2 separate regions of the Homo sapiens genome follow, and region 1 is linked to region 2. Evidence: read pairs that join two places in POLR2A ChIA-PET (ENCODE). Cell type or tissue: B cell. All regions are shown on one strand. Each heading gives the region's core, and the rest is flanking DNA. Links, peaks and the distances in the headings are about the cores only.

Region 1 (12,375 bases), core at 2,010-10,009, 190 kb before region 2:
GGAATGTGGCTTACAGTCACATGTTTCATAACAATAAGTTTCCAGGCAGAAAATTCCACAGCAACATCAGAAGTTCATTCCTAAGAAAAGCCAGGGACAGTTTGGTAAATTCAGATAACAGTCATAAGGAGTTGCTTTAAAACTCAACATTGAGGCATTTCTAGGAAAGCCATCTGCCTCTGGCTACAATCCTACAGAGGACACTGTGTACAGCTCAGAATGGGTCACCATGACCGTTTCTCCTTGTGATTGCCTTTAATTCACAAACAGGCTCTGCACACACTGGAGGCCATAGCACACACACTGGAGGCCATGGCACACCACTTTGTGGACATTGGTCATCTGGGTGTCAGTCATCTTTTGAAATTATCAGCAAAGTTGAAAAGATAGTAAATGCTTTGTTAACCCCTAAAGTAACACTCTGTATAAACTTTGAGGAAGTCAATATGGTGAGCTGGTTGGGAATTCTTGCTGAGATACCAGGCAGCAGCAGTGCACCACCTGCCGGCCACATGTGGGAGTCCCCCAGCCCAATCGAGCCTTCGGATGACATGGCTCCCACCCACTCTCTGATGGTACCTGCAGTGGAGGCCCCAACTGAGAAGCACTCAGCCGAGCCCAGTTGACCCCCAGAGCCACAAGAGATTGTAAATAAATCACTGTTAAAGCCACCATGACTCAAGGTGGTAGATAACTGGGGCAGTTTTCTACTCTCATTGTGCGCACAAAACTTCTGAAGTAATGAACATGTTTTTAAAAAACAAAACAAATTAAAATAAAAGCGTCATTTGTTGGTTTTTACAAAACCCTCCCCAGGAAAGCCTAGAGTTAGCACAGGTGCTGAGAGTGGAGGGACAGGAAGAAGAAACCTACAACAATGACAGCTGGCAGGCAGCCACAGGCTCACACCCATTGCAAAAACATAGACTACCGAGCCCAGCAGTGCTTGGATCTGTGTTATGTGGTTTGGATCTATATCTTTTTCTTCATAAAAAAGTTAAAAAAGGCTACTTAACAAATTACATCAGCAAATTCTCTAGTAGGGACAAAAACACATTTTATAGGAGGAAGTACAAGCTGTGCTGACACCTTGAATTTTGGAGTTTACGAAGATGTCAAATGGTGTATCCTTCAATGCTCACTGTATATGCTAATACATTTGGGCATGGGGAGTCACTCTGTGTTATTCTACCCCATAAAGTAGCTGGCCTGAAAATTACTCTCCCAAATAGCCAGGAGAACACCTGTTATAAATTATTTTTCAGATACGAATCATTTTTTCAGATAGTTACTATGTACAGCACACAAGCTACAGAAATAGTTAAAAGTATGCCATTTACTTCCCACCTTTTGGGAACTCATATAGTTGGAAAGTTGAGGCCTAAATACATGACAATACAAGCCACATGTGATATGCAGAGAGCCTACGTGTGACGGATCAGTGAAGAAATGCCACTGCGAGCGTCCAGTTCACAGGAGGGAGCACAGAGGAGCTCCTCCACCTCCAGCATCCTGGACTTCAGGCTCTTCGTGAAAGGCTGGGACTCAGCCAGGAAGGCGACTCAGATCTGACCAGGTAGGCAGGGGGAGGAAGGCAATTTGGGGACAAACAGCATGAGCCTGGGTGGGGAGGCAGAAAGGCACCGAGGTGGAGAGCAGTAAGGACAGGTGGGGGCACCAGCCCTCAGTGGGGAGCTGGGGAGGGTGGCTGCAGGACCGGAAGGCTGGCAGCAATACAAAGACACAGACGTCTGTGGGCCGTGGAGGGACAGGGAGCGAGTTTACGGTAGGGAGAAGAGCAGGTCACAGGGCAGGTGCACCCTCCTCCTGGCGGCAGCCCTGCCTGACATCACAGAGTAGAGAAGGGAGCCGGGACCAAGGGCGTCCAGCATGTGGGGCTGACCCTCGCCATTTCACCCATTCATTTTCATTAATCCTCACTAAAGGCCCAGGGGCCCTGGGGTTGTCATAGTCCTCCTCAAGTGACAGATGAGAAAACTGAAACTCAGAGGAAAAACGCAACTTCCTCAAGTTCATACACCAATAAGTTGAAGAGCCAATCTCAAAACCATGTCATCTGATCCAAAAGTTCATACCTTTCTGGGATACATGTGAAGAGAAAATGATGTGGGGAGATGTTTTGGAAAATATCAGTAAGGAACAAGCAAAAGGGGAATCAAGATGATGCCAAATTTTACATCGGGACAGAAATAGGGAAATCAAACTGAAAGCTTACTTTTTATTTACTAATTTATTTCTACGTAGAAGAACAGTTATAGAAACCGGTCTAAGAGGGAAGAAAATGGATGTCATTGAAGTACCTGGAATGTGAAGAGATTGATGTCTCGTGTAACTGAAAATTCTTGGAGATTCTTGACATGACTTTAGACTCATGTCAAGAATCGAAAGTCACTTTTCAAGTTAACCTCTAGATGTCTGTCTCCTAATCAATACACGAGGATTTTAGATTTGTAAATGATTCATGTGAAGATCGAAGACAAAGTTCATGCCTCACACAGCATTAGGTGCACAGTGGCAGCTTTGTAATTATGATTGTTGTCGTGGTGGTAGAGATGGGGGTGGAAGTTACCACTATTGAGTCATAAAGAGGGGGCTTAGCAAGAGATGCAGGAACGGTCTTGCATGGAGAGGTTGTAATTAAACCCAGAGACGCCGATGGAACTGCTGGGATGTTGGGCTCATGTTTACAAAGCAGAAGGACAGACTGAAGCTGGAAAAGTGACACTTCAGAAGTGGCCAGAGGATAGGTCCTAAAATATTAGTACAGTGTCTTTAAAGAAAAAAAAAAAAAAAAAACAGAAAAGTGCTTATAGGAAACCTGCAGAGTGAAGAATTTGAGCACTGAAAAGCGACCTGCGCGTTTCATCACTACTGTTCTCAGTGCTCTTTGAGACAAAATTTCTTTAAGAATGTCCAAGTGAGAGCTTAACTAAAGGGTTTAAGAAGGAAGAATACATTGAGGGAATAGAGACCACAGGGGTGGAAAACATTAAGGACTGACAGGGAGACTCAAAAAAGAAAATAGAGGCCGGGCGCGGTGGCTCACGCCTGTAATCCCAGCACTTTGGGAGGCTGAGACGGGCGGATCACGAGGTCAGGAGATCGAGACCATCCTGGCTGACACGGTGAAACCCCATCTCTACTAAAAATACAAAAATTAGCCGGGCGTGGTGGCGCGCGCCTGTAGTCCCAGCTACTCGGGAGGCTGAGGCAGGAGAATGGCGTGAACCCGGGAGGCGGAGCTTGCAGTGAGTCGAGATCGTGCCACTGCGCTCCAGCCTGGGCGACAGAGCGAAACTCCGTCTCAAAAAAAAAAAAAAAAAAAGAAAAAAAAAAAGAAAATAGAGTTCCGGTAAGCAGCAAACCCAGGAGACAGGTTATTTCCTTAACTGAAAACAAGCAGGTAACACCTTCCATTCCCTCAGCCCAGATCCCTCGAACACTCTTCTGACATAAGATGCAGCTGTGGTAGGCAGGATGCAGAGGCTGTGGTAGGGAGGGATGCGGGGACGGGGACGGTGGTAGGGAGGGATGCGGGGACGGTGGTGGGGAGGGATAAAGAGGCTGAGGTGGTCGCAGACGCAGCAGTATTCTTGGACACTTTCCATCTAAGCACCCTGAACTCTGGTTTTCTAAGGAGGCTTTGTGCTCAGCCCTCAGGAACAGCGCAGAAGTGGAGAGGAATCAGTGATGGATGATGGACAGCTCTCCCGCCACAGGAGGACGACAGGACTCACCCTCCACCCACCGCGGGAGGGGAGGGAACCCTCACCCACGGGACGGGTCATCTCCTGCAGCATTATCTTCCTGGCTCTTCCTGTTGGACTCCCAGGATTAGGGGGCCAACCCTCCCAGTTTTCCAGAGACTTCCCGGAAAGTAGAAACGTCTGTGCTAAAATCAGGACAGTGCTGCCACAGCAGGAAGAGCAGCCACTCTGGGCCTAACGGATGTGCAGGCGTCCGGGACTGGGAGGCGGTCGCCCTTCTCCTCTGCAATGGTTAGGGTACCCCTGGGTGCCTCTCTGCTAGGGGGTGGCATAGGCGGGAAGCCCTGACACCTGAGAAAGCAAGAGGGCCACTGGAAATGAGGGGCGGGGTGCAGCGGAAGGCCGAGGGGGCGGCTGCCGTCAGTATGTGAAGGGTGCCTGCAGGGAGAAAGAGCAGCTCTACTCTCAGTTGAAGCAAAAGGAAAACTTTGGCCAAAAGCCATGCAGGTGGGAGGAGGTGGCTTGGGCTGGGAGAAGGGAGGACACATTTCCCCGCAGGGATCTGCCGCGCTGTGGGCTGAGAGGAGGGCCTCAGAGAAAGGCCCAGCTGCCTCCTGTGCTGGAAAGGGTGTCAAGCCAGAAAGGTCAATTTGATCTAAAACAGAAAGCGTCGGGGGTGCTGGAGAGAGAGAATTCCCAAGAGGGAGCGAGGGCGGGGAGGCCCCGGTGAAAGACTCCAGAGGCTCTGGAGAGTTCGGGAAGGAGACAGCAGCATAAGAAAGCGCTCCTTCTGGCTCCAGCACAACCTCTGGAATGTTCTCCAGAGACAGAGCCAGGAGTTCCGCATTCTCTCTCGTGATCTCTTCTTGCAGTTGGACCCTGGAGCTTTTCAAGAAAGAAGACACAACAATAACGCCCATCCACGCCTGCTGGTGTGCTCCCTCCTGGCGGCAGCCACGGCTTCAGAAATGAATTCCACCTAACCAGTAGTCATTCGCTTTATAACGCCTGCGGATCTTTGAACTAGGAGGAAAATGGGGAGCTTTTCATAGCATCCCCTTTGAAAAATCTTCTTTGAGGTCTCAAATTTAAACTTCCAACCCTGACCATGACATTATAGATACAGCCTCAGTTTTGCAAAATTTTAGCAATAAAAGTGAGAAACTGACACAAGTATGAGAAGAGACATGAAAATCATAATGGTGTTTGTATAAGGAGGTAGAAATATAAGAAATGTAATTATTAAAAAATTCTCTTTGTACTTTCATTTAATAACAAAATAAGTTGGTTGCATAATGAAACAGAATTTCTAAGAAAAGCAAAAGGACTAATTATAGTGACTATTATGGATATCACTAATTTTCACTGCTGGAAAAATAACACCTTCTAGACGTTTCCAGATAAACTGTTGTGTGAGTGCTGCCATAGTCACAATTTCTTTCTGTGTTAGTTTCCAGAACAGTGGACAATACTATTTTGCTTCAAGTCAGATACAGAAAATGGGGAAAAGACACTAGGTTTTTGGACAAGGCACCCTGCTTAAACACCAGGAATGTGGAAAAAGAGGTATTGTTGAACCAACAAGATTTTTATGATGAATGAAATAGCTCTCAGCAGCTCTAAAACCGACTTCCAGCAGAATCAGTTTTCCTCTGACTTACTTAAAAATCTCCCAATCATATTCCGCAAAGGCATAATTGACTGCCAGAAAGGACAGGTCTGCTCACAGAATGAGGACCACAGAAAGCCTCTCTCGCCCTTCTGCAACATCTAGAGGGCGCTGGGCGCTGGGGTCTGGCTGGCACACTCTCTGACCCAGCAGCCAACTGCGGGGTGGACCAGTGAGACCCCCATCCAGTGTCTGAGGAGTGGGCAGCACAGCCCCCATTAGCCCGCCGCTGTCTTGGCGATGTATGTCGGAGGAGACAGATTCTTTACAGAACCTGAAGACTCATTCTGACAAAAAGACCAAAGGAAAATGACTGATTTTATTACGTAGTCATTTAATTACACTCACAAGGCTGATTTTTTGATTTACTAAAACATCTGTTTGTCTACCAGAAAGAGATCTGAAAGCCACATTCTTTTTAGGTTGGGGATCTCCTATCAAATGATCTTGCCATTGGATAATCACACAGATTTATGTGTCTAAAACCTCCTCCCTTGGATCTGTGAAGACATCCTCACCTCAGGTCCTCACTGGATGCAGAGCTAAGGACGGGGCCTCCCCTGGGATTTACAGCACTGCTCGGTGACCCAGATTCAGAGTGCTAATTTCCATTTCTGTCTGCCGGGAACAGCCTCACTGACTTATAAACTGCTACAGAAATGAAAAAGGGTGACGTGTGCACGGTGACGTCAGAGCCACAGGCTGGTTACAGCAGCCGTCACAGCAGGCCTCGGCCAGGGGGCTCTGCATAGAGAAGGGGGCCCTGCTCATCTCCGTGCCAGGGTTTGAAATTTAGGCCACTCAATGGCAGTAACCCCTCCGAAATATGAAGTGATGCCTCTGGACTGGGGTTTCCTATGCCTGGAAGAAGGGTTTCCAAGTGCACTGTGATTATGAATTGCCTCTCCTTGGGGTTCAAATGTAGGTTCTGGGTGGATAGACCAGGGCTGGGTCCTGCGGTCCTGTGATTCTGAACTCCTCTCGAGGTCTACCACTGCTCAGAAGACCACCTGGGAGCAGGAGGGAGCTAGACCGTCTCAGCTAAGTCACGTGATTTATAACCCATCAAACCACCATCTCCACCAGCCCCTAGGATTTCAGGCAGCTTGTGTGGCAGGAGGTGGGGACAGCACAGGGAGGATGACGTCCTCATGACATAAGCCCGATCAAGGGAAGGTGAGGAGGGAGAGGCAGAAGCTGCCGGAGAGTCCTCCTACACCCAGCTCTAGGTCATGCGCCGGCTGCCGAAGGGCCCTGCTTTGCATCTTGATCCTGTCTGCTGCGATGCGGTTGTCAGAGCCCAGAGCCGTGTCTGTCACGGTTGTGTGACCTGGTCCACCCACCCTGCCCTAACGATCTCTGCTCATAAGATCTCATGTCTATTTTATCCTGGAACCTCTTCCTTGCCCTGCCCTTTTTCCTTTCTTTGTTCCATTTTCCCTTTCTTCATCTATCCATCTTCTCATTCTACCCCCCAAAATAGGAGTGCTTTAAAAAGTAAAGAGGAATGCATGTCTTGCCTAGATGCCCCATCCTCTCTAACGCAGTCATCTGAACGCTGAAGGATGCGCTGCATATTTACTGTATTTTACTCAGCAACACAGCAATGTCCAACCAACATTTTGGTCTTGGGGAAGCCTATTCCAAATTAATTTTCAACTAATCATTTTAAACATTTAAAACTTGGGATCTGATGGGTGAAAATATTGCTAAGACATGTGATGAGATTTCTGGCTGTCTCCAGGGGAGCTGGGCGTCGTCCAACCCTGCCTGGGCCCCATTCGTGGAGCCGCTGGGGACGTGTGCTTTCTCATCTGCAGCAGCACACCAAATTCCACACTGAGATCCTTCCAATACTTGGAACTACAGTATCTGCTTCCGCATTAAATGGGCCCATGTGAGGTCTACTGAGTTGCCCTCTCTGTGTTTTGGGGTTCTTCCAGCCCACCTCTTGACTGCACCTGGCTGTCTGCCATTCCTCATCACTTCCAGCGTGCCTGACTCCAGCAGGTGACATTCCCACTGAATGTGCTGCTTCCAATAAGCTCTGGGCTGGGAAACCAAACAGCCCCCCCTTATCAGAACTGTGCCTAAAATAAGAGCCAGTGTATCTGAATGTGCACCTGAGGGTCTCCCCTGGGAGAAAAACACACCAAGTTTGGGTACAGGCTTCGTGGTATCTATTTTGGTGCAGAGTCTCTTTGGGTTCATTTCCTCTTTCTCAGGCTGCCTTAGAGGTTGATATTATTAGATAAGAGAGCTCCAGGTAAGTCAGGCCTCAGAGGGTTCAGATGTTTAATTAGAGAAGACATAATGCAAAATTACAACAAGTGCATCCGAGATTGTTATACAAATGGAATCGCAGTATTGTTAAATGACATAAATGCATTCACCCACAACACAGTGAAACTGATTGTCACTGGTTTATCACTTTCACTTGGGAGACAATGCTATCACTAGAACTCCTTCTGATGCATTGCAGCATCAAGAATTCTCTTGAAGCAGACCCATCAGTGTATCCAGAGACACACGTTCCAGACACATCTGTGTATTCCACGAGGCTGGCTCTGGGCTTCTCTGTGTCTCCCCCACCTCACCCCATCCCACCTTCGTCAGCACGCTGTGGCTCTTTCCTCCCTCCTGGGATGTCCTTCTCACCTGTGATGCCGCCTGCTGCCCTTGTTCATCCCAACCTCCCTGCACAAAGCCAGCCCCTCCACCGAGCCTCATTCATGTTAGATCCACCAGCACCCCCCATTCTGCAGCAGCCACAGCCCCCAGGGTGAGAAGTTTGGGAGACATGTTCCATTTTGGTCTGTGGGATCTGCATTTCTTCCTTATAGTTATGGCTCATAGAGATGACTGCTCTTTCAAAGGTGGTTGTGGTCTATTAGAGCGTTTCCAATGTCCCCATACTTCTTTCTCGAGTGCTAGTCAAAAGCGACTTGCAGATGGTATGGAATGTCTTTGTGAGATAGAAAGAACACAGACTAGGATCAGAAAAATCTGCCTCCCAACCCTCCATGGCCATCTTCTGGCTGTGTGACTTTACCGCCCTAACTCTTTAAAATAGCCCCACACCTACCTGCCAGGATTGTCTTCAGAATTACATAAAATAACACATACCAAAGTCTCTAGAATAGAGCATGTCACATAATAGACTCAACAAAGGTCAGCATCTCTTCTTTCTTTTTGGGATGACTAAAGTAGCCTAAATAAATAAGTATTCGCAATGCATGACTTGATAACATAAACTTTTGTAATACTCTATTACCTCCAAAGCATAAAACAATTATTGAGACAAAAGAAATACAATATTTTCTAAGTTCCAAGACAAAAAAAAAACTTACCAATAAAGAAGGAGCTGTCTGTTCCACAAACCAACAGCCACAGTTTTTTCTCTTAAATGTCAGACTTTGAAAAGGTTGACATTTCTGTTCACCAGCATATACACGTGGGCCCTCTCTTACTGATGACCACAGAGTCCTGGGGACCTTCCTGTGCTCCCAGCCCAGCTCTCCTCTCCGGCCACACTGCTGCCTCCTTCACCCATACACTGGGTGGTGTGCTGGGCTGCCCTCCTTACCACAAGTTTTATTCCTCAGCACACACTTCAGATCACAGAAAGGAGACAAATAAGGTGGAGGAAGGAAGATGGGTTGATGTAACTAGGTCACTTGGTAATTTCAATTTCAGACGTAAATTTTTCTTTGTTTCAGAATTATTGATCTGTGGAATATTTCTTGATTCTTCTTGGAAATTACAAATTAATTCAAATGATTGTAAAGTTCTCTGAAAGGCTCTACAGTTTTCTTAAGAGAATAAAAAAACCTGAAAATACCATATGATATATGCTTTATGAGTAAAGACACAGTGAATAGAGAATCAGTATCTCACCAATATCCCACTGCAGGTCAGTGGCAGCCACAAAAGAAGGCATACCCTAAGCATAAAGGAGAAATTCCACCCTCAAAATACTCATGTTGTTTTGTTAGCCATTTTCTACAATCTGTGGCCACGTGTCACAACTTGACCAATTTGAGGACGCAGAAACCCCTAAGTTTCCATACTCCCAAGGCAACTGTCAGCGCTCAGCTTAAGAACAACCTCGTAATTTAAGGGGAAATCTAGGTTACCTTCTCCACTTAGGTCTATAATAAGCAAGCTACAAATCCCCTAAGGAAAGTCCAAAATTGTTGCTTGATAGGAAACGCCAACGGCTTCTGCAGGGACAGAAGTGAGAGTCTACAACTCTAGGTCATCCACCCCTCTCCTTCCTTTTTCAAATGATTATAAATAGCATTGTTAAATGTTAATTAATGCATGTGTAATACAATTTAGAAAGTACTTTTCATGTTTATTACTTCATTTAATCCTGACAAACAATTTTGGGAGAATGGACATTGTGACCTTCATTTTGCAGATGGAAAGAAACCAGCACAAAACGCGTTGAGTAACTTCCCAAGAATGTATGAGCCAGGAGTAGTGAATTCAGAAAATAAGCCCTAGGTCTTCCACGTCCTCTTTGTACCACACGGCAGTCCAGCGATTCCTCCGGTAAACACTTCCTCATGCCCACCGCGTGCTGGGCACTGCTCCAGGCACAAGGGATACGGCAGTGACTAAAACAAGTAAAAGTCTTGGCCTCCTGGGGTTTCCATTTTAGTCATGGAACACAGGTAACAACCAAAAAAAAAATGAATGAAAAGATACGTAGTATGGAAGTTGGCCAATACCGTGGAGAAAAATCAAGCAGGGAGGTGCAACTGAGGCAGCTGCAATTTCAATGAGGGTGAACAGGGGAGGTTTCACTGAGAATGTGGCATTTAAATAGAGCCCCAGAAGAGGGGAAGGAGTGAGCCACATGTGTACCTGGAGGAAAAGCACTTTGGGTGAAGTCCTTGATGCAGAATTTGCCTGACATATTCAAAGCAATGAAGGAGCTCAGTGAGGGTGAGGTGAGCCAGGGAGGGATGAGAGCTGTAGTCAGAGGTGAGGGGCCGGTCGCAGGGCCTCACAGTCCACCACAGTGACTTTGCCTCCTCCAGGGGAGACGGGATGTTACTAAGACTTCGGAGTGACATTATCTGACTTCCATTCTAAGATCACTTTGGCAGCAGTGTTGAAAACGGATTCAAGGGATTTCAGGCAGAATTAAGAAGACCACCCGGGTAGGATATGAGGGGAATATTTTGGAAACAAACTCAACAGGATTTACTGGCAGACTGGATGTGAGATTTGACAAAAGAACAAGCACAGAGGATGGGTCCAGGTGTCTGCCCTGTGCAGTGAAAGCTGCTCATTCAATGCGCTGGGAATATGAGGAGGAGGTGGGTCTGGGGTGGGAGGCAGTGTTCACAGGAAGCCGGTTAGCAAATTGAGACATTAAAGCAGCCACTAGAACATCCCAGTGCATATTCACAAGAGCCAAGACATGGAACCAACCGACGTGTGCATTGGCAGAGGAATGGGTAAGGAAAATGTGCTGTCTATACCCGTGGAATGCTACCCAGCCAGAAAGCAGAAGGAACTCCTGGCATGCTCCGCAGGATGGGTGGAACTGGAGGACGTTATGCTAAGTTAAGCCAGGGAGAGAAAGTTAAATACCTCATGTTCTCATTCATGTGTGGAAGCTAAAAAACAGTGGATCTCATAGAAGCAAAAAGTAGAACAGAGGATGCTAGAGGCTGGGAAGGGGAGGGGGAAGAGGATAGGGATGGTTTTGTGAAAGGACACAAGATCACAACTAGACAGGAAGAATAAGTCCTCATGTTCCAGGCCACTGCAGGATGACCAGAGTTTATATCATATCACTGCAAATGGCTAGAAGGAGGATATTGAACTTTCCCAAAACAAAGAAATGATAAATGTTTGAGGTGATGGATATGCCAATTACCCTCCTCTAATCACTGTACATTACAGCTATTGAAATATCACTATGTACACCATAAATATGTACAATTATTACTTGTCAATTAAAAATAAAGACTAGGCCAGGAACGGTGGCTCACGCCTGTAATCCCAGCACTTTGGGAGGCCGAGGCAGGCAGATCACGCGGTCAGGAGATCGAGACCATCCTGGCCAACATGGTGAAACCCCAGCTCTACTAAAAATAAAAAAATTAGCCCGGGGGTGGCGGCATGAGCCTATAGTCCCAGCTACTCAGGAGGCTGAGGCAGGAGAATCACTTGAACCTGGGAGGTGGAGACTGCAATGAGCCAAGATTGCGCCACTGCACTCCAGCCTGGGTGACAGAGTGAGACTCTGTGTCAAAAAATAAATTAATAAACAAAATAAAGAATAAAAAAGAAGATTCCAGTGCAGATATCTGGTGTTCTCAGTGAGAAATGGAGTTGAGGGTGGAGCTCAGGCAGGAGGTGTGCACTGAGGAGCCACCAGCTAGGGCACCGAGGCAGTGAGAGCAGACGGCCAAGAGGAGCAGGCACCTCCAGATGGAGAGAACGTCGGCTATGTCAATGCTGCTGATCACAAGCAGCACAAAACTGAAAATTGACCACCGTATGTAGCAACTTGGAGATCATTGTGGTCTCAGAGTAAGACCAAGCTGCGGAGCCCCCACCCTGCAGCCCTCGAGGACTTGGAGACCCCCAAAGTGGGCACATCTGGGCCCCGCCCCACCTGGCACACACCTGGCAACCAGATGAGCTTCTCATGCCACGTGTGGTCACGCTTAATGGCATGGAGTGGTGTGGGAGGATACCTGGCTGGGAGAGGGATAAACACAGGAGAGAATGCAAACATTTATTCCAGGGAGGCTGTGTGGAGAGAAACAGACATGGGTCTCAGCTGGAGATGACACTGGAGCAAAACATATTTTGTTTAAGATCAGGTCATATTGGTAAGGATGACCCCATAAAGAGGAAAATGCTGACTGTGAAGGAAAAAGAAGGGAGAAGTGTCTGTAGAGTAGACAAAGGGGCAGGCATTCAGTGCACCCCCTGGAGAAGGGGCTGTGT
Region 2 (12,375 bases), core at 1,167-9,166:
CTGCACTGGTATCTATTTAGAAATGTACATGGAGCCCCCAGCGAAATGTGCCTACATTGTGTGTTCCAGAACCGGAGGTACCCTTACCTTCTAGATATGTGATGACATGGCTCTCACGTCAGGCAGACTGCTGCACCCACGCTCTCGGCCTGCCGTGCAGGGATTTCACTCGTGGAGTGAGGCATCTGGGGGCTGTGCAGTGAGGAGCTTTCCATGTGTTGTTAAGACAACCTGTTAGCATTGTCTTCTCCCGCGTCTCCTGGCCTCTTCTCTCTTTAAATCCTTTTCTCTGTTTGTCTTAATCACATTAACGTCCTATTTATGTTTTATTCAATATACATTTAAAATAGAACTTACTATGTGCCAGGCATTGTGTTCAACACGTGAAATATTTAATCCTTAGAATAACCATATTGTCAGCATAATTTACAAAAAAAAAAAAAACAGCTGTATCAATGCCTGTGAATATTCGGCTTTACTCGCCCATTTAAAGAAGAGATTTTCAAATTGGCTCAAACCAAAACCTCACTTCATGGTGTCTACAAGACAGTCTGAAATGCAGAATGTTCAGAGAGAGACAAAGGTTTACCAGGCAGATGGGACGGTGAGAAAGTAGGTGTCGCAGTCCTGATCCTAGACTCAGTGGCCTCTGCGTCCCCCGCAGGCATTAAAGGAGACACAGGACGGCCTCTGGCCCTCTGGAAACAAGCTCTGCAGTAAGAGCCTGAGACAGGCAGCACCCAGCCAGGCCTGACAGCTTCTGCAGACAGACAGAGTGAGATGATGGGGGATTTGATGGAAGCAGTCCCTGTATTTTGTCTCTTCTGTAATGGAGGAGCTGAGCCCTCTTCTGCAAGCTGTGGGGAAGGCTAGCGGAGCCCAAGGGTCCAGGGTCCCCACCTTGTCATTGTCCCTCGGCCCTTCTCTGAGCTCATTTCTGTCTCCAGTGTTTTTCTGTTGGCTTGGCAGGGCAGGATTTGTTTCTGTCGGGAACTGATGATTTGTGTTTTGATGCCTGTGAGAGGGACAAGATCTGATTTGTTTTGCACCTGGAAGGGCGTGATTTCCTGCATTTGCTCTGCGTCCTCAGGGAGTGGGTGTACTTTAGAGTTGGACTCTTAAGCCTCAGAGTCCTTTAAATGATGTCAATTCTTTTTTTTTTTTTTTTTTTTTTTGAGTCATTTTGCGAACACAGGGATCAAGGCTTGGGTTTTATCTTCATTATTCCCAGAGGAGCTGGTGAATTTGAACAGACTTCCTATTCAAATTGCATTTATTTTATAGCCTTGGGGGGTCAAGGAAAGCAGCTCTTCAGAGGCTGTCTGCAGTCGGCTGGCCTTTGCGGTTTTTAAAGAAGCCATTCTTTTTTTTAAGTAGCGTGTATTTATTATATGAGTGTGAGCATTTGAGAGCGGATGGGGACGCCAACAAGGTAGCATCCTGGTGGGAGGCATGGGCTGCGGAGTGCTGGTTTCCTGCCATTGTCACGTCAGCTAAATGGAAGAAGGCACTGGTGAGGGGCTGGATGGTTCAAAACATGAGCACAAGCAAATGCTTGGCTCTCTTAATATTCCTATTTTGGCCTAGAGCTCAGGAGCAGGTAGAACATGAGCGTTTGATAACCTGCCTCAGATCATGTAAGTATAAGGCACTTATGAGCCGCAGGAGACAGAAGGGGAAGACTCTGCGTTTAAGGTTCAGTGATGGAGATCAGATCCAAGCACATGTTTTTACATCATTAAACAAGTAGGTCGTGCATTTTCCAGATTCAACTCAGGAAGATGCAACTCTGACCACACGGTTCTCGCTGTAACTGGGCGGAGGTGACTGAGAAATGCCTCCCATGTGAGCGGGGTCTCAGGCTCGTATGTGTGGAAGGAGGAGCAGGCCAGGCTCTGGGATCAGAGCTGGGGGTACAAGTGTCTCCCAGGGGGACAAAGGAGCAGGCGCATCTCAGGATGGAGAGCAGCCAGGAGGGGCAGCTGGCCCGGGTCTCAGCCAGAGCAGGCGTCTGCCTGGAGCATCTCTGCGGCACCATGGAAAAGAGGACCCGTGGACTAGGCCACAGGGATGAGTGGAACTTATGGTGGAAAAAGACACCATAGGTAAAAGCGAGACAAGAAAACCAGGTTCCCATGAAACTCCTTCAGACCAGCCCCTTCTCAGCAGGGCTATTGCTGTACCCAAGAGCATTTCTCTTGGCCTGGGAGGGGACAATGCTTTGTCACCTGGAAAGCAATCCCTCTCTCCAAGCTAGTAGTGGGAGATCATTATGCGCTTGAATAACTAACAGTAGCAATTGTATCATATTCAGAACTAGATATCTTTTCTTTTCTTTTCTTTTTTTTTTTTTTTGAGACTGAGTCTCACTCTGTCGCCCAGGCTGGAGTGCAGTGGTGCGATCTCGGCTCACTGCAACCTCTGTCTCCTGGGTTCAAGCAATTCTTCTGCCTCAGCCTCCCGAGTAGCTGGGACTAGGCACGCCACCATGCCCGGCTATTTTTTGTATTTTTAGTAGAGTTGGGGTTTCACTGTGTTGGCCAGGCTGGTCTGGAACTCCTGACCTCAGGTGATCTGCCTGCCTCAGCCTCCCAGAGTGCTAGGATTATAGGTGTGAGCCACCGCGCCTGGCCCAGGTATCTTATCTTTCCACCGAAACTTTTGCCTCCATCTCGGTGAATGACATCACCATCCGCTTATTCCAGGTAGAAACCTCAAAGTGAACTGGAAACTTTTTAAAAAAATTTTGCCTAAATTGTGAAAGTATTCTGAATTATATTCAGCTTATCCTTCTCATTACTGACTTAGTTCAAGCCTCAGTCTCCCATCTGGGCCATGCATTGACTGCCACGCCACCTGACTGTCAGTGCTGGACGCTGGCACCGTGTTTGTGCCACTCTCCGTAACCAACCATGGCTCTCTGCTCCCAGATCACACCTCCCCAGTATGGCGGCTCAGGGACATTCCCTCAATCCCTCCTGCCCTGTTGGCAGTGCCTCCACCCACTCCCCACAGCCCATGAGGGCTCTGCTTAGCACTTCCTTGTGCCTGGATTCTCCGCGCAGTTTGGGTGGCCTGGAGTGCTCTTCTGCTCACCTAGTTTAGCAAGTTCCATGGGATATCAACACCCAGTTCCATGGTTGGCCGTTAAGAGTTCTTTTGCAGTCCTGGGTGGCTCTGCGCCTCCACGCCCAGGGACCAGGGCCTCTTCTCTTCCAGCTCTTGTTGTGTTACATAGAAGATGCCAGCTGGATGGCACAGGGGAGGGCCGTACAGTGTAGATGCGGACAATGTGGCATAGGTGAGGACTGGACAGCAGAGACAGTGGCTGCATGATGGAGGTGAGGGCTGGACGGGGGAGGCAAGGGCTGGACCGGGGAGGTGAGGGCTGGACAGGGGAGGTGAGGGCTGGGCAGTATAGATGAGGCCTGGGTGGCAGAGGTGAGGGCTGTGCAGTGTAGGTGAGGACGGGCTGGACAGGGGAGGTGAGGGCTAGGCAGTGTAGATGAGGCCTGGGTGGCAGGAATGATGCCTGGATGGAGGAAGTGAGAGCTGGGTGGCTTGAGTGAGGGCTAGATGGCATGGGTGAGGGCTAAGTGGCATAGATGAGGCCTGGGCAGCGGAGACATGGACTGCGCATCGTAGGTGTCGGCTGGACAGCAAGGGTGATGCCTGGACAGCAGAGGTGAGGGCTGGGCGGCAGGAGTGAGGGCTGGGCGGCAGGAGTGAGGGCTGGATGGCGTAGATGAGGCCTGGGCAGCAGAGGTGAGGGCTGTGCTGTTCCGGTTTTGGGCTAGACGGCAGGGAGAATGCCTAGATGACTGGGTAGAGGCCTGGGTGGGAGAAGTGAGGTCTGGACACTGTGGGTGAGGGCTGGATGGCGTAGATGAGGCCTGCGCGGTGGAGGTGAGGCCTGTACTTCTCCTGCCACTAAATCAAGAGCTGTTTATTGATTCATTCCACACTTTTTTCAACCCTTCCTATGAGCCGCCTCTCTTCTAGGCACTGGGACATGGCCATAAGCAGGGATCTTTTCCTCTTGGGCCCACTCCAAGAGTGGTGGCATATGCCACCATGCCCGGCTAATTTTGTATTTTTAGTAGAGATGGGTTTTCTCCATGTTGGTCACGCTGGTCTCAAACTCCCGACCTCGGGTGATCCACCTGCCTCAGCCTCCCAAAGTGCAGGGCAACAGACGGCAAGGGAAAAGAGGAGCATAGCTGGTGCATTTGATGCTGGTAGGTTGGAGGGAGGGAGGAGGTCAGAGTTATGAAGGCGGCCAGGGAAGGCTTCCTCGGAACCTGAAGAAAGGGAGACAGCAACTGCAGGGAAGGATCTGTGGGCCCTAATGGCCACGTCACACTACAAAGGCCCGGACTTTGTCCAACTCGCTTCTGTGCTCCATGAGTGCACCTGTGTCTGAGGCACATCAGCTCTAAGCCAGTGTTCTCTAGTGATGGAGTGAATAAATGAATAAAATAGAAAAGAGAGGCCGGGCGTGGTGGCTCATGCCTGTAATACCAGCACTTTGGGAGGCCAAGGCAGGCGGATCCCAAGGTCAGGAGTTCGAGACCAGCCTGGACAGTATGGTGAAACTCCATCTCTACTAAAAATACAAAAATTGGCCGGGCATGGTGGCGGGCACCTGTAGTCCCAGCTACTCGGGAGGCTGAGGCAGGAGAATGAATCACTTGAAGCCAGGAGGCAGAGGTTGCAGTGAGCCGAAATCACACCATTGCACTCCAGTCTGGATGACAGAGCAAGACTCCGTTTCAAAAAAAGAAAAAAAGAGAATGCAGCACTGGTCCCAGTGGAAGGTGCCTGCTGTTGGCTTCTCACCACGCCCAGATGAGGAAACATGCAGATCGCCTGTTTTCACTTTTTGTTTCTGCGAACTTTGGATCAGGAATAAAAATAATTTAATGCAGGTCCTAAGGCAGCTGAGAATTGTAATGTAAAATATTTTCAGAATTCAACTATATTGGCTAGATCTATCACTGCAGAAGGCTGGAAAAGACTCAGAAGTTAAAATACTACTTTTCCTCACAAGCTCTAGCTCCTGAAATGAAATTACCAGGATACAATCACAGATATGAAGTCAGTATTTGGGCGTCTATAGAAAAGAAGTCCATTGCATTGCTTATGGGATGAGCTACGTTTCCCATAGAAGGGGCAGTAGTGAGGGTTTTCTTATCTGAAGCAAAATCTCTGACAGATGATGAGAAATGCAGTTTTATGTCATTTTTTTTCTGATAAGAATTCTATTTTTTTTTTCTGAGTGACTGTAATGGGCCTTCCATTTATTTTAGACAAAAAAGACAGAATTAGCATTTTAGGCTCAGATGATAGTTATTAGAAAGTTTGAGATGGGCCAGGCGCAGTGGCTTATACCTGTAATCCTAGCACCTTGGGAGGCCGAGGTGGGCGGATCACTTGAGGTCAAGCGTTCAAGACCACCCTGGCCAACAGGACGAAACCCTATCTCTACTAAAAATACATTAGCTGGGTGTGGTGGCGGGTGTCTGCAATCCCAGCTACTCAGGAGGCTGAGGTGAGAGGATGGCTTGAACCCAGGAGGTGGAGGCTGCAGTGAGCCGAGACTGTACTCAAGCTTGGGCAACAGAGTAAGACTCTGTCTCAAAAAAAAAAAAAAAAAAAAAGGCCGGGCCTGGTGGCTCACGCCTGTAATCCCAGCCCTCTGGGAGGCTGGAGGTTGCAGTGAGTGGAGATTGCGCCACTGCGCTCCACCCTCCAGCCTGGGCAACAGAGTGAGACTCCATCTCCAAAAGAAAGTTTGAGATGGATAAAGTTAAGATCCATTAAATGCTGTATGGACTTTATGCTGACGTGCTTTTCACATTTCAGACCTGTGCATTCTTATGCATTTACATTCCCTTTATTTGAGGGAGCAAGAATTACACAATCACCTTTTCCTACCCGCTTTTAACACTGAGAAAAGTCTGCAGAGTGACAGTGGCCCATTTTTACCAGCAAAGACATTGAACCTGGCGTGTACAGCTTTGGTGGTTGGTACCTGTCACCATCTGCTCTTCTGTCTTGATGACCATATGTCTTGGACTGCACCCTGAGATGTGGGCTGCTCGTGCTGCCCCAGTACTGAACACAGCTACTTGAGCATAGTAGGTGTTTTGAAAATATTTAACCTGAATTGAGAAAAGATAGTCAGCAGTGGCCCAAAGATAACAACATACATCAAAAGTCATGTACAAGATTCAGCCAGTCACCAAGATGCTCCCAATATTCAGGGGCTTGGTACCTCACTAATCAAAACTGAAATGTCACCCGATTGGTTTTTCTCTGAATGTTTTAGAGCAGAATAGACTCAGCCATGGGAAGAGACATTTGAGTGGACTCTATTCAGGTTGATTGGAGTCTCCTCCAGGTTAATCATTCCACTTAAGTCAATGAGTGAAATTTTATACACCTGAGACTCTAGCCTATGGCAATTCCTGGAAATCAAGTGGTTTTTTTGATGGGGAGCCGGGGGATGGTCAGTGGGATGCAACTTGCTGATGATGAGAGATGAGGTGTAAGATATTATCAGGCAAACACCAACGAAACAGGCTTTACTATAACTCAGATCACCGCGCTTTTTGAGTGTGTCAGTGAGTAATCCATAATCACATTTATAGATACTTCTTTCACATTTATAATAATGTCCCCAACATAAACATGTAAACATGATCAACATATATGCTTAGCAGTTAGGATCCTATAGTTATCAATAAAAAGTGGAAGCTGTCTTTAAAAACAGAGAGAATTAATTGACTCAAGTCATTGAAAATTTCAGTGTGTCCACCTAAATGACAAACAGGCTCTCTAAAAGAAAATGATATTTATTTGGGCATAGGGCATCGCAATGGGAGTATGTGTGCCATAGTAAACTGCGTATTCAGGGGGGTAAAGGAGGACAAAGGTTTTTAATGGGAAAATACAAGAGGAGGATTACTTCACTGTTTTAAGATAATTATCTTTGGCTGCAAAGATGAATAACAAGGATGATGCCAGTCCAGGGCGGGATGGGCAGTGGCTGGTCAAATGCCCTTGCAGAAGTATGTTTTCCTGTAACATGGTGGTGGCCTTTGTGCAAGGTTGTGTTTTTTGTAGTCCTTTTTGTTATCAGGCATCGAGGCGTGAGAACCCACTCTTTATGGCCTTCCCTGGTGCTTTGTGAAAGTTCCTTTTGTTGGTTTGTTTAATGCCAGTTACTCCATTTTGATTCTGACAACTTTCACATTTCCTTTTTGAGCAACAAGGGAGGTTTGAAGTGGGTGACTCTCAGGCTAAGCCTCCTGGAAGTCCACTACTGAGTTCAATCTTGTCTCTCCTGCAGTCTTTTGCTATTATCTCTATTATCTCAAAGTGCTGGACCAACATTATTTTGTTAGGAGTTATACTTCTGAAAAAATTTAACAAACAACAGATACTAAGTTTAAAAAGGTAAAATACAAAGCAAGATTAATACTAATATGACCGTCTCAGTTTGCGTAATGGTTTTGCATAATAGACCTAAGTTTGAAAGGCAACCAATAGAATAAATCAAATAACCATGGGGAATTAGGTGAGACCTGTTGTAGCCATGTGACCTATCTTCTTATTTTGTATAACTTTCCCAGAGAAATTTATCCAGGTACAGCATGTGATATTAACAATAGTACAGACATTTTAAAATGTAACCAGTAGATACTAAGGATTTCTTGGGTCAGGTTCTGTCAAATTATAATAGAAGTTACTAATTGTGAAATTTCAATTATACCATTATCCTGCCAAGTGAAAAAGGTGGATATTAAGAGAGATAAGTCTCATATGATGTGGAGTCTCATTCTGATGTCATGTCTACAGCATGAAAAACATCAGCTTATCCAAGTTTACTGTTTGCGTGTCACTGGGTTATAGCATCGAGCAGTTTGGTGCACTTTCTATGGCTCATATATCAGACTTTCAGAACAAAGCAGTTTCCATTTATAGTAATTCTGTGGAGGACAGTGAGATTGGAGGAATCTAAAGGAATTCAGATCTAGTTTAGCCTATAGGCAGATAAAAAGAACTTTCAAATAACGAACGGGGCTACAGTCTAACAGCAGGTTTATGACAGTCTTTTAGAAACACAACTTTTTTTCTCTGCATCGATCACATAGGAATCGCAGGTTTAAAAACCTCTTGAGGCCAGGAAGCCAATCCAATGCAGACTTTGGGTTTTCCTTACAGCCTTAAGGCTCCTGGGCCTGCCAGGAAGTGACACTTTTTCCTCAATCACTTAAAACTGGGAACTCTTGAAGACAGACATTGTATACACATTCTTGAATATGAAATTTGGTCAAATCCTTGGTAATATAATCAAGGTTTACAATTTTATCCTGCTATAAAGATAACAGATTTTTATTGAACTTAGGCACACTGTCTTAAAAAGTAAGAATATGAATAGTTACCAAATTTTGGAGGAATCAAATAGGGAGAAAGAGCAAATGTTTTCACCTTTATTCACAAAAGTATACTTTACCAAATTGCTGTAGACCATAGATAGCTTAAGATAGAATGTTGTCTTAAATCTGGTGAACAAAACATTTAAGTAAAGAACTCAAAATGTTTTAAACAAAAGTTACAAAAACATTGTTATCATCAGTTACTTAATTTTATGTAATTAATTTTTTGTTTTGCTTGATCTTGATTAGCATTCCATGAATGCTTCAGTTTTTGGTTAGAGTTCTGAAAATTGTTATTTAGTCCATTGATCTTAAGGTTTTCAGAAATCTGTGTTCAAGAGTGCTTGTTAGGGTCCTTTCCATAGAAAGCAATTTTAGACTATAGCTAATTGCAAATGCTTTTAGAGAAAAATTCAAACAGTAAATGTGGATGATAAAAGCTTACACTAGCTATGGGTGAAAATCATACGACAGTTCACAATTGACAAGAAAATTTATTTCTTTCTATTGCGGCATCTTAAGAGAACACCCAGAATCATGAATGGCAGCATCACATCAAGACCATCGGACTTTTATAAATTCTATATAACTTTTAGAATACATCAACAATATTCATATAAATATAACTTAAAAGAAGGTTTAGCAACCAAAATTATGACTGATAACATACTAGATCTCTAGGAATTTATATAGTTTTTGAAACATTCATATCAGTACCATTCCCATAAATGTAACTGAAAGAAGATCCAATACCACTTATCATTTGATGATGTTTCCCATACGATTTACTAAATAAGTCTAATCATGTAATATCTCTGTAAGATGAGAGATACATTCTTTCAGGCTCCCCAGGGACCTAACTGGAAATCTCAAAGTTAATTCTAGGTCAAAAGACTAACTTCAGAATTTTGATCCCAAGGAAGCCTGTCATTATATGTCAAAAGGTTTAAAATGCTTGCTCAAAACAATCATAGGTCACTGTGCAATAACAGTCATTTAACAAGAGTGATAATGAAAAGACTTTGAGAGCAATACAGAAAGTTACATGGATGTGAAAACCTTAACTCTTTCAAAGCTCAGTTTCCCGAAGTAATCAAAAACCTAATAAAGACAACACAGAAAATTATCTTGATAAAACATAAATTCTTTATTTTTTTAGGCCAGTTACCAAAAAGCCAAAGAAAAACCTCTTACGGTGTGAGTGCTTCTCCTTGCGGGAAGCTTGTTTAGATAACCTGGAAGCTGAAACTTTTGAAAATGATACTTGAATTTAACTGAACACAGAAAGAATGTGTGTCCAAGCTGTAAGCGTACCCCATGTTATAGGGAAGAAACAGGAAAACTAGCACCTTGGGCAGGGGAATACATGGCTCTTAGAAAAAATTAAAGTATGTGTAGATTCCTGGTTACATGGAACAATTCAGACACAAGAAAAGCCAACAGTACAGAATCAAGTTATATTAGAAGGCAACATTACTTTCCGAGGCTTTCAGGAGAAATATTTCAGTGTCACGTTATAATAGCAGATATAGAACTGGAGAAGAAAGTTACAGGAGTGACAAAGGTTGAAGCAGAGGGCTATCATCACACGTCTTCTCAAAGAGAAAGAGCTGAAGGCCATGGTGTGAGACCTGCAAATGATGTGCTGTTGAGATAGAGCAAAAGTTGAGCTTCTCAGATAGGAATCGGAGAAGCTTTAAGACGAAAATTTTGCCATAAGAAAGGAAATTTCCATTCTGAATGAAAAAGATGGCATTTCTAACCTGTAACTAGGGAAATTAAAAGAATCTTAGGAAGAAATGTGGAGAAAAGAGAAACTCCCTGCAATTTAGAAGATAACTATTGAAGAAACCGATTTCAAAGTTAAAAATCAAAACCTCTTTACAGTTTTACTAAGAGCAAATCAGTATTTCTTTCTTTTTTTTTTTTTTTTTTTTTTTGAGACAGAGTCTCACTCTGTCACCCAGGCTGGAGTGCAGTGGTGCGATCTCGGCTCACTGCAACCTCCACCTCCCGGGTTCAAGCAATTCTCTGCCTCATCCTCTTGAGTAGCTGGGATTACAAGTTCCTGCCACCATGCCCAGCTAACTTTTTTGTATTTTTAGTAGAGACAGGCTTTCACCATCTTGGCCAGGCTGGTCTTGAACTCCTGAGGTCATGATTCACCTACCTCGGCCTCCCAAAGTGCTGGGATTACAGGCGTGAGCCACTGCACCGGGCTGAGCAAATCAATATTTCAGGAAAACCCTGTTCTAACATATGGGATAAAATTTTTAGTTTTCTATTAGTGCATTTTTATTTTGATATCAAAGCTCAATCTTCAGAAAGAATTATAAGTGATTTCCTTCTAATTATAGCCAACTTGATAATGTGAAATTTCTTCATAAATTCATCCTTCATTAACTTTTATTTACCTGCTTGGAAATTTTACAGCATGTTTAGACTCTCTGCTTTGTCCTATACTTTCTTTTTTAAAAAAAACCAACCAGTCATTTTATTTTAGTACAAAAAATTATCACACAAGATTCTCATACAAAATTATTATCTTGTCTTTTCAACCTTTCTAACCAAAAGTACATCTTCATACTCATAACTTTCTTTACATCTTTCCTGCTTACTGATTTCTTTGTATCTTGTTTCTGTTTTCTTTCTAACTCCGTATTTTAATCAACCTTTAACCTTCAAATTAGACAAAATTATTCTTTAAATAACACATGCTTAATGCCTTTTTAAAATGATTTTTATTATTAAAACATCTTAGGTGCACTTTATATACAGATTTATAAATATTAATTAGAATTTTAACTCTTAATAACCTTAATTTTTAGCAAGTAATTTTAAACTGTCACATGCTGGTATTTTATAGATGAGAACCATTTTATAATTTTAAAAAATGCTTTTCCACAACATAAATTTTATGTACATTAATAGAACCAAATATATTTAGTCATAAAATTTAAGAAGCAAAGAACAAACATTTATGTTCAGAAATTTCTCAGTTTTAATCTCATTTGGAAATAACCCAGATATTTAATGAATATTAATTTAATATAGCTTTAATATTTCAAATTACATTAAAAGTTAATTTATAAATGTTTACCCCATTTATGCTTAACTAATTTATCTATTTTGAACAATATACCTAGATTACTTGTGAAAACCAAGATATTAGACAAGGCTAGTTATTCCATTTTTGTTATTGTTGTTAACTATTTTTATAGCCTGAAGAATATCACATGTTCACCTAAATAAGAATCTCAAAATTAAGTATGTGAATATTTTGCAAATAACTCAGAAGACACAGCTGTTTATATTAAGCCAACAATATTAAATTAGTCTTATCAGAGAGTTGGACAAAGATCATCTTGTTGTCGGCTGGGTTTGTAGTTTTATAACCTTTACGTTAAACCTTGCTACCTTAAAATATCTCATAGAGACATAAAACTGTCTGACCAATAAACTCAGGCAAAAATGTATTTTGACAATTCTAAAGATATTTTTATTTTTCCAACAATTTTAGAGCCAGTTTATTAAAGATTTACTTAAGTCATATGAACTAAAAGGCATTTGAGTGAATTGCTGTATATTTTATATGAGTGCTTTTTTATCTAAGCCAATCTGAATAAAATTTCTTAAGAGATTTCTAGCTGACCATACCAGATTTTGCCATGGAGACACAACATACAATATAATACATGTACATATGAACAAACACACATATTCACACACAGAAACAAAGTTCTTATAGCTTTCATTTTAGAATTTTAGTCATAATACTGTAAAGCATACAATCTCATTAGTTTATAAAAGACAGTTGGATCCAAATTGCATTTCTGACAAAATTGGGACCTGTTCACATGACTACACTTTGTTTGCCCAAATAGGTAATATAATAAAAGCTGTGGACCAGAATTTTGAGTAAAACAGTTTG

Evidence for each region. ChIA-PET counts read pairs that join two places held together with the same protein. Peaks named below come from ENCODE experiments on the same cell type or tissue, not always from the same donor. Only the 100,000 strongest peaks of a DNase experiment are listed, where the experiment ranks them.
Region 1: POLR2A ChIA-PET joins it to region 2 with 9 read pairs; 3 of 35 experiments call an interaction of 5 or more read pairs at or near these places.

The regions. Positions count from the first base shown.
Region 1 is chr6:167,108,387-167,120,761 of GRCh38, reverse strand. It overlaps a transcript of CCR6 not described here. Among named protein-coding and RNA genes, the nearest start is that of CCR6, 8.5 kb to the left of the region's middle. RefSeq lists enhancers at 1,257-1,757, 6,226-6,375, 7,236-7,375. In B cell, for the core only: no CTCF peak of the experiment used is centred there; DNase peaks (open chromatin) are centred at 6,081, 6,581 and 7,611; H3K4me3 peaks cover 4,875 bases; H3K27ac peaks cover 7,634 bases.
Region 2 is chr6:166,916,514-166,928,888 of GRCh38, reverse strand. RNASET2 (ribonuclease T2) reads left to right here. Exons shown (of 9, transcript NM_003730.6): 9 at 1-6,776. Among named protein-coding and RNA genes, the nearest start is that of RPS6KA2-AS1, 19 kb to the right of the region's middle. In B cell, for the core only: no CTCF peak of the experiment used is centred there; no DNase peak of the experiment used is centred there; H3K27ac peaks cover 1,605 bases.